Regions from separate parts of the Homo sapiens genome. Here region 2 is linked to region 1. Evidence: read pairs that join two places in POLR2A ChIA-PET (ENCODE). Cell type or tissue: PC-9. All regions are shown on one strand.

Region 1 (5,000 bases):
AGACGCCCCTCCCAGTCTGAGCTTCTCCAAGCTTGGCTGCTTGGGGACTGTGGCTGGCCCGGGGCTGAGGACTCACCGCCGAAACCGGACCTCCGGACCGCTCGCCCCCGCTAGCTCGGGCCCTCCAGGTCCCGGGCCCGCCCGGAGCCTTTGAGGGGGCGGGCCGACCTCCCGAGCTGCCGGCTCTAGGCTCGGAGCGAGCAGCGAGGCAGCGAGCAGCCGCCAATGCCCGGGGAGGGGCGGGCCGGCCACCAGCGGCGGGGGAAGGGAGCCAGGGAGGGAGGGACAAAGGAGAGGAGGAGGGGAAGAGGAAGTGATGGAGGAGACGAGTGGAGAGCTGGATGGAGAGGGCGGGGCGGGAGGATGCAGAAAGGGAGCCGGCTTGGGATCCTGCATCGAGGGCAGGAAGAAAAGTGGGCGGGAAGGAAAGGTTCAAGGGAGGTGACTGAGTGAAGGAAAGGTGAGAGGTAAGTACAGAGGCCAGAGTGAAGAGCCAGGAGGCAGGAGTGAGGCCAAGCAAAGGACAGGTCTCATTCCCAGCCCCCTGTGGTAAGAGGTCAGTGGCAGCTGGGCTGGCCGGCCCTGACTGGCTGTAGTACCTTGGGCCAGTCACACCCTCTGGCCTCGGCTTCCTTATCTACAGAAAGTCAACTCTGACATTCCATGGGTCCATATCTGAGAGAGAGAGGGAGAGGAAAAGAGCAGGGGCTCTACAGGATCCAGCTAGGTCACTGGGTCCTGCTCTGGCCCTCAGGCTGCCACTGTAACAAGGTCACCCTGGGCTGGGAGTTCAGGCCAAAGCAGTGCTCTGTACAATGCAAGCACTCAGCCCACCTCCTGTCTCCACCCTAAACACCTCCTCTTCCGGCCCCACTCCCCATAGCTCAACTCATGACCCAGAGTGGACCAAGGCACTGCCCTTTCCGGCCAGCCCACTTCCTGGGCCCCTGGGAGCCAGCCCGCACCCCAGCCACAACATCCAGTTGTGCTAGACCCAGCAAAGAGCCCTCCGACCCCAATAAGGTACCCATCCTACTTGGGAAACAGATATCTGGAGCCCGCAAAGTCAGGCTGAGATTCTGAGTCAGGCAGGTGTTTTGTTTTGTTTTGTTCTGTTTTTTTGAGATGGAGTTTCATTCTTGTTGCCCAGGCTGGAGTGCAATGGTGCGATCTCGGCTCACTGCAACCTCCGCCTCCGGGGTTCAAGCGATTCTCCTGCCTCAGCCTCCCATAGCTGGGACTACAGGCATGCGCCACCACACACCCAGCAAATTTTGTATTTTTAGTAGAGATGGGGTTTCTCCATGTTGGTCAGGCTGGTCTCGAACTCCCGACCTCAGGTGATCTGCCCGCCTCGGCCTCCCAAAGTGTTGGGATTACAGGCGTGAGCCACTGCACCCGGCCCAGTCAGGTATTAATACCTACCATCCAGCCAGGTCCCCCAGAGAGTTCCTCTTGTTCCAGGGACCTGGCCCCTGCACACCAGAGCCTTACGGGACACAATGTTTTATGCTCTCAGCAGCTCACACAGCCTGACACAGTGTCTCTCAGATACACACCAACACTTGCTCAGTCACACTGACACTACTTCATCTCTGCATGCTCTGAGTCACACAGACACCCTCATTAAACACACTGTCTCTCACACACCTTTATTCTCATGCACACATCCCCCAGACAACTCCTTTTAGTTACACACTCACCCAGGCATAGCTTTCCTTTCACTTAGTCCCTGGAGAAACTCTGAAATAAAATCAACCTCTTAGATGAATAATCAGGCAAGTTTTCCATTCTTGCTAAACAGCCCACTAGCCCACTCACCCATGCTGCCAACTATATGCATACACATGCACACGCTCACATGTGCACACGTATCTTATTCCCTTCTGAGGAAAAAGGAAGAACCATATAGGGTCAAATGCAAAATGAAGGGAGGCTTTAAAAAAAATCTCCTCAGGAAGAGTGATTCATCGGTCTGGAAACTGTGAGGGCCAGCTGGATAGACCTAGGCAGACACAGAGGATGCCCGCCAATGAGAAATAGGGCAGGAGGCAGACACAAAGAAGTGGGAAGCTGGGAGCCTTGCTCTGCCCTCCTTCTTTTGAGCTTTATTAGTCAAGATCGTTATCAGTCTCATAACAGAAAAAGGTTGAAGGCTTCACTCCCAATTTACAGATGGAATAACTGGGTGGGAAAAAAAAGAGGCTGAATGTCCTAGATCCCAGAGAGAGGCAGCTGGATAACCCAGAGATCCGGCTCCCCAGCCACACTCCTCTGCTGGCCCTCACACAAGCCCCTACCCACCAGTGAGAGGCTTAGGGAATGAAGGAGACTGGAGACCAGGGCTCGGAGGAAATGCTAGGAGTGGATGGGGACCTACTGTCTAGACAGCCTGGGCCCTGAGCTGGTGGCTTTCTGGGTCCTCCCCTGCTTGGTTCCCTCCCAGATCTTTCATGTGGTCTGGCGCTGTGGTCCCAGGGTGGGGCAGCCTAGACCCAGATTGAGATTCCTCCTCATTCCCTTGGTCCTATTCCCAGCTCCACCCCTTGCTCTGTAGAGAAGAGGGCAATGTGGGATGTGCCGAGATGCCTGGGTACAGGGGGTGGAATCAGGACCTTCCTGGCTCCCTCACTTCATGCTCCTATGTTCATAGCTCTGTGCTAAAGGTTGGCATCTGTTTTCTGCCTGCCTCCCCTTTCCCCTGGCCCAGGCATATTCCTGCTGGAAGAGCCTGTCACTGCCATCTCTGCTTGTCATGAAGTGTGTCTCTCCAAGTTGCCTATGGCTGGGCACAGTGCCCAGAATGATGCATCTAAGGCCAAAGCACACTCCTTGTTATTCCCAGAGTAGCCCTTGTTTTTGAAAGAGGAGGGTCCCGTCTACAAGGCCAGATTAGGGGAACAAGGTAGGGAAAATGATCGTCTTGTATATATGCTCACAGATAGGCATATGACTAGTGGGGTCTCATATACACATAGGAGTACACACACAGACATTTTGGTACCATCAGTCCTGAGTTCACCCCTGCCGCCCACTTGAACACACTGATCGATAAACACAAGGAAAGACACAAACACAGGATTCGTAAGCCCAGAGTCACAAACACATCCGGAGCTACATAAACACACTCCGGTTACACAGACACACAGAGATAGCACATGCACCCCCGAGCCACCCAGTTTCCAGGGAAACACACTCCCAAGAATGTCCGGAGTGGGGCCAGGCAGGGCTGGGCTTGGTGCCTTGCTCCAGAGATGAGACAAGGAAACCCTCAGCTCCTGGAGCCCAGGGGAGGGGGAGGACTGGGGAGAAGAACACCCATTCCTTTGTGCCTCTGCCTACCCCTCCACAGGCTGCCAAGCTTCTGAGACAGGCGAGCCCAGACAAGAAGGCTATGGGGGTTGGGGAGGGAAAATGGGAAGGGGTTTAGGGTCAGAAGAGAGTGGGAGGGTACATACTTGGCTGGGTAGGCCTCTGGCTGGAGAAGAGTCGGGAAGGGTCACTGGGGCCACAGGAAATGCTTCAGAATTCCATCTTAGCCCTAGGCTCTCCCCTTCTCAGGGAGCTAAATGATGCATTGGAAAGACTGGACAACAGAAGCATACCCTGCTCACAACATGCAGGGGAACAATGTTCTTACCGATGAATGTGATGGGTTTGGGGCGGGGGTGGTAAGTGCTGGGCCTTCTTTGAACTTTGCCCTGCCTCTCCTTGCTGCTCTATTGTCTCATCTCCATGCTCCCAAATCTTAGAGAAGATGCTCTCTCTGAGACTGAACAGGACTGTTAGGAACCCACTGCCATCATAGCCAAGCCCCAATTTTTGGGGGTTCCTCCTCTCATCCAAAGTCAGAGACCTTGAATCCCTGGAGAAGGCAAGGGCCTACGTACTGCTGCTGGTGGACCTGCCTCCCTGAAGTCAATTGTCCATGCCCTGCCCCCTACCCGAGGGCAGGAAGAAAAGACTGGGGTCAAAAAAAAAAAATTAGCCGGGCGGTGGCAGGTGCCTGTAATCCCAGCTACTTGGGAGGCTGAGGCAGGAGAATCGCTTGAGCCTAGGAGGTGGAGGTTGTAGTGAGCCGAGATCATGCCACTGCACTCCAGCCTGGGCAACAGCGTGAGACTCCGTATCAAAAAAAAAGACGGGGGAAATGTCAGGTCTCCTGGATCAGCTGTGAAGGAAGTGACATTGAAAGGCCTTAAGGAGGATGAAGAGGAGAGAAGGAGACAGTGGAGTGAGTAGGATGGCCACTTCCAAGGGGCTTCTAGGCAGTAAGAGCCCCCAGAAAACAATGCCAGACCATCAGAGCCTGCTCAGAGCCAGGCTTAGCCCAAAGTTCCTGTCCTGCTGTTAGCCTTTAACTTCACCTCTAACCTCCACCCAAATCTGTTTTTCTCATTCTCCTAATCTGACAACTCACTGTATGAACTGATGCCCAGAACCCTGTTTCCAGGGTGAGCACACCTGGTCTGTCAAAGTGCTACCTGGGCCAACCGCTTACCTGCCTGCTAACCATAGTAATTATGGGCCTAGTTTTTATTTATTTTTATTTTTTATTTATTTATTTTTTGAGACGGAGTCTTGCTCTGTTGCCCAGGCTGGAGTGCAATGGTGCCATCTCAGCTCACTACAACCTCTGCCTCCCAGGTTCAAGCGATTCTCCTATCTCAGCTTCCCGAGTAGCTAGGACTACAGGCGTGTGCCACCACGTGTGGCTAATTTTTGTATTTTGGGTAGAGACAGGGTTTCACCATGTTGTCCAGGCTGATCTCGAACTCCTGTCCTCAAGTGATCCACCCACCTCGGCCTACCAAAGTGCTGGGATTGTAGGCGTGAGCCACCATGCCTAGCCAGGGGCCTAGTTTTTAGAGCTACCTTACACAACAGAATGGCCTATTGCTTTGGGTTATATTCGTGACCCAAAAGTTACTGTCAGCAGTCTTGTAACAGGAGCAGGCATGTCCTGAGATTTACCCTTGCCCCATCCCCATCAGGAAGTA
Region 2 (5,000 bases), 370 kb before region 1:
TTGGGAGGCCAAGGTAGGTGAATCACTTGAGATCAGGAGTTCGAAACCAGCCTAGCCAACATGTGGCCAACATAGCGAAACCTGGTCTCTACTAAAAATACAAAAAGCCAGGTGTGTTGGTGCTCACCTGTAGTCCCAGCTACTCAGGAGGTTGAGGCACGAGAATCACTTGAAACCAGGAGGCTGAGGTTGCAGTGAGCTGAGATCATGCCACCGCACTCAAGCCTGGGTGACAGAGCTAGACTGTCTCAAAAAACAAACAGACAAACAAAAACTATAGGCTGGACACGGTAGCTCATGCCTGTAATCCCAACGGGCAGATTGCTTGAGCTCAGGAGTTTGAGACCAGCCTGGGCAACATGGCAAAACCTCTTCTCTACTAAAAATATAAAAAATTAGCCAGGCAGGATTGTGTGTGTCTGTGGTCCCAGCTACCAGGGAGGCTGAGATAGGACGATTACTTGAGCCCAGGAGGCAGAGGTTGCAGTGAGCTGAGATCTTACCACTGCATTCCAGCAAGACTCAGTCTCAAAAAAAAAAAAGAAAAAAAAAAAAAGAAAAATTGTAAAAAGCAATTTCTTGTAAAAAACAAAAACTGTACAGAGGCTACAAACAATTGCCCCATTTATGTTGCCTACCCAGTCCTCAAAGATGGCCATTGCTCTTTGACACCTATATTGATCAAGATGTTTTCTCTGTTTAGACTTCATATATATGTGAACATAATTTCTGCCATATTTGGAGTAATTTTGAACACACTGTTCTCCTACTCTTTTTTAATTCCTCAAATTGTATTTTGGTTATCTTTTTTTTTCCTTTTGAGATGGAGTTTCACTCTTGTTGCCCAGGCTGGAGTGCAATGGTGCCATCTCAGCTCACAACAACCTCCGCCTCCCGGGTTTGAGCGATTCTCCTGCCTCAGCCTCCCGAGTAGCTGGGATTACAGCTATGCACCACCACGCCTGGCTAATTTTGTATTTTTAATAGAAGCAGGGTTTCTCCATGTTGGTCAGGCGGGTCTCGAACTCTCGAACTCAAGTGATCCACCCGCCTCGGCCTCCCAAAGTGCTGGGATTGCAGGCGTGAGTCACCGTGCCTGGCCTTGTGGATATCTTTCTATGTCAGTACATAGAACTTGATATTAAGTGCTATCTATATACTGATGACTCTCAGTGTATTTACATTTTCAGCTCAGACTTCTCTTCTGAACTCTAGACTTATAAATATCTACTTGACATTGACATAACCACCCTGATGTCTCACAGATTCCTTTTTTTTTTTTTTTTGAGATGGAGTTTTGCTCTTGTTGCCTAGGCTGGAGTGCAATGGCGTGAGCTCAGCTCACCACAACCTCCGCCTCCTGGGTTCAAGCTCAAGCAATTCTCCTGCCTCAGCCTCCCAAGTAGCTGGGATTACAGGCATGTGCCACCACACCCAGCTAATTTTGTATTTTTTTTTTTTTTTTTAGTAGAGACGGGGTTTCTCCGTGTTGATCAGGCTGGTCTCGAACTCCCCACCTCAGGTGATCCACCCACCTCGGCCTCCCAAAGTGCTAGGATTACAGGCGTGAGCCACTGTGCCCGGCCCCACCCCCCCGCTTTTTTTTTTGAGATGGAGTCTTGCTCTGTCACCCAGGCTGGAGTGCAGCTGTGTGATCTCAGCTCAGGGCAACTTCTGCCTCCTGGGTTCACGCAATTCTCTTGTCTCAGTCTCCTGTGTAGCTGGGATTACAGGCGCGTGCCACCACGTCTGGCTATTTTTTTTTTTCTTTTTCTTTTTTTGAGACAGTGTCTAGCTCTGTCACCCAGGCTGGAGTGCAGTGGCGCGATCTCGGCTCACTGCAACCTCTGCCTCCTGGGTTCAAACGATTCTCCTGCCTCAGCCTCCCAAGTATCTGGGATTACAGGCGCCCGCCACCACGCCCAGCTAATTTTTGTATTTTTAGTAGAGACAGGGTTTCACCCTGTTGGCCAGTCTGGTCTCAAACTCCTGACCTCATGATCCGCCTGCCTCAGCCTCCCAAAGTGCTGGGATTACAAGCGTGAGCCACCGTACCTGGCTAATTTTTGCATTTTTAGTAGAGACGGGGTTTCACCATGTTGGCCAGGCTGGTCTCAAACTCCTGAACTCAGTGATCCTCCCACCTCAGCCTCCCAAAGTGCTGGGATTATAGGTGTGAGCCACCGCCCCTGGCCTCACAGATTCCTTTTTTTTTTTTTTTAATTGGAGACAGGATCTTGCTCTGTCACTACTCAGGCTGGAGTGCAGTGGCACAATTATGACTCACTGCAGGCTTGATCCCCCTGGGCTCAAGCAATCCTCCCACCTCAGCCTCCCAAGTAGCTGGGACCACAGGCACACGCCACCACGCCCAGCTTATTTATTTTTTGTAGAGAGGAGGTCTCACCAGGTTGCCCAGGCTGGTTTCCAACTCCTGGGCTCAAGTGATCCACCCACCTCTGCCTCCCCAAGTACTGGGATTACAGGTGTGAGCCATCGTGCCCGGACTTGTCTCACAGATACTAAACACAGAACGCTCAAACCTGCTACTCCTGCAGGCTTCCTCTCCTCACCATTCACCTACTTGCTCAAACCAAAAACCTCAGAGTCATTCTTGCCTTTTCCTTCTTTTTTTTTTTTTTTGAGACAGAGTCCCGCTCTGTCACCCAGGCTGGAGTGCAGTGGCGCGATCTGGGCTCACTGCAGGCTCCACCTCCCAGGTTCATGCCATTCTCCTGCCTCAGCCTCCAGAGTAGCTGGGAATACAGGCGTCTGCCACCACACCGGCTAATTTTTTGTATTTTTAGTAGAGATGGGGTTTCACTGTGTTAGCCAGGATGGTCTCGATCTCCTGACCTCGTGATCCGGCTGCCTCAGCCTCCCAAAGTGCTAGGATTACAGGCGTGAGCCACCACGCCCGGCCATTCTTGCCTTTTCTTCTCCTGCAGTCACTACTATTGACTTGTTTTTTCGACCTCCACGATGCATCATCAAATTGTTCTTCTCCCTGTCTCCATCTCTACTGCCACTACTCCTCCAACCGGCCTGATTTACCGCAGTCACCTCCTAATGGGTGTTCCTGCTTCCATGTTGGCTTCTCCCCACAACAAGCCACTTTCAATGAATGGCTAATTGTGATTAACAACGACAACAACAAACAGTTATGTAAGTTACTTCAATTACTTTCCACCATACTGGAAAAAAATCCAAATGCCCTGTCATAGCCTAGGAAAGCCTACCCTGCCCCTCTCCCAGTTTTACCTTGGATCTTTCTGCCCTTGTTTAGTGTATTCTCTCTTCCATGGTCTTATCCCGTTTGCTCAAAAGGCCAAGGTATGTCTCTACCTCCAGGGCTTTGTCCATTCTAATGCCTCTATTAGAATGCTTTTCCTCCGGCCTGGGGCGGTGGCTTATGCTTGTAATCCCAACACTTTGGGAAGCCAAGGCAGGGAGATCACGAGGTCAGGAGTTCAAGACCAGCCTGGCCAACATGGTAAAACCCTGTCTCTACTAAAGGTACAAAAAGTTAGCCGGGTGTGGTGGTGTGCCCCTGTAATCCCAGCTACTCGGGAGGCTGAGGCAGGAGAAGCTTGAACCCGGGAGGCAGAGGTTGCAGTGGGCCAAGATTGTGCCATTGCACTCCAGCCTGGGTGACGGCACAAGACTCTGTCTCAAAAAAAAAAAAAAAAAGTAAAGGAATGCTTTTCCTTTCTGTTCTTCAGCCTGGCTAACTTCTCCTCATGCTACAGGTCTCAGTTAAAATGTCACTTTCTTAGAAAGGTCCTCTCTGATCTCCCCTCCAATCTAAATTAGATGCCAATATTGCTTTCTCTCAAAATAACTCCATCTTTTTTTTTTTTTTTTTTTTTGAGAAGGAGTCTCACTCTGTTGCCCAGGCTGGAGTGTAATGGCATGATCTCTTCTCACTGCAACCTCCGCCTCTCAGGTTCAAGTGATTCTCCCGCCTCAGCCTCCCGAGTAGCTGGGATTATAAGCACCCACCATCATGTCCAGCTAATTTTTGTATTTTTGTAGAGACAGGGTTTCACCATGTTGGCCAGGCTTGGTCTTGAACTCCTGACCTCAGGCGATCTTGCTTTGGCCTCCCAAAGTGCTGGGATTACAGGCATGAGCCACCATGCTTGGCCAATAACCCAATCTTTACTCAATATTACCATTGTGCATTATTGCACATAATTAGTGTATTGGTTTAGTATCTTTACATCTAGACTGAAAACTGTGAGGAACCATTTGGGTTTCTTTGCTGTATCCCTAACACCTGGCAAGGGCCTGGTATAGTGAAAATGCGTAACAAATAATTGTTGAAGTCTAGGCACGGTGGCTCACACCTGTAATCCCAACACTTTGAGAGGCTGACGTGGGTGGATCACTTGACCTCAGGGAGGGTACAAGACCAGCCTGGGCAACATGGTGAAACCCCATCTCTACTAAAAATACAAAAATTAGCAGGACGTGATGGCACATGCCTGTGGTCCCAGCTACTCAGGAGACTGAGGCAGCAGAATTGCTTGAACCTGGGAGGTGGAGGTTGCAGTGAGCCGGGATTGCGATCCTGCCTAAAAAAAGAAAAATAACAAAATAATTGATAAGTGAAAACTAGGTGCAAGTATAGGAGTTGAGAGCAAAGTGGGCAAAGGCAGATTTTTTCTTAGTAAACGCTGTATTGTTTTGTACTTTCTTTCTGATCTGCTGCATTTTGGGATCCACTTGCAACTTAAACCTGATGTTGGCCAGGTGTGGTGGCTCACACCTGTAATCTAGTACTGTTGGAGGCCGAGGCGAGTGGATTGCCAGAGCTCAGGAGTTTGAGACCAGCCTGGGCCACATGATGAAACTTCGTCTTTAGTAAAATACAAAAATTAGCCAGATACGGTGGTGCACGCCTGCAGTCCCAGCTGCTTGGGAGGCTGAGGCAGGAGAATCGCTTGAACCTGGGAGGCGGAAGTTGCAATGGGATGAGATTGCTCCATTGCACTCCA

Evidence for each region. ChIA-PET counts read pairs that join two places held together with the same protein. Peaks named below come from ENCODE experiments on the same cell type or tissue, not always from the same donor. Only the 100,000 strongest peaks of a DNase experiment are listed, where the experiment ranks them.
Region 2: POLR2A ChIA-PET joins it to region 1 with 12 read pairs; 10 of 35 experiments call an interaction of 5 or more read pairs at or near these places.

What each region holds. Positions count from the first base shown.
Region 1 is chr11:118,616,615-118,621,614 of GRCh38, reverse strand. All of the region lies in intron 4 of PHLDB1 (pleckstrin homology like domain family B member 1), which reads right to left. Among named protein-coding and RNA genes, the nearest start is that of PHLDB1, 12 kb to the right of the region's middle. RefSeq lists a silencer at 179-268 and an enhancer at 3,062-3,577. In PC-9, no CTCF peak of the experiment used is centred here; DNase peaks (open chromatin) are centred at 324, 844, 1,604 and 1,984; H3K4me3 peaks cover 1,938 bases; H3K27ac peaks cover 2,504 bases.
Region 2 is chr11:118,985,895-118,990,894 of GRCh38, reverse strand. No RefSeq gene overlaps it. Among named protein-coding and RNA genes, the nearest start is that of CENATAC-DT, 9.6 kb to the left of the region's middle. In PC-9, no CTCF peak of the experiment used is centred here; a DNase peak (open chromatin) is centred at 2,394; H3K4me3 peaks cover 481 bases; H3K27ac peaks cover 1,430 bases.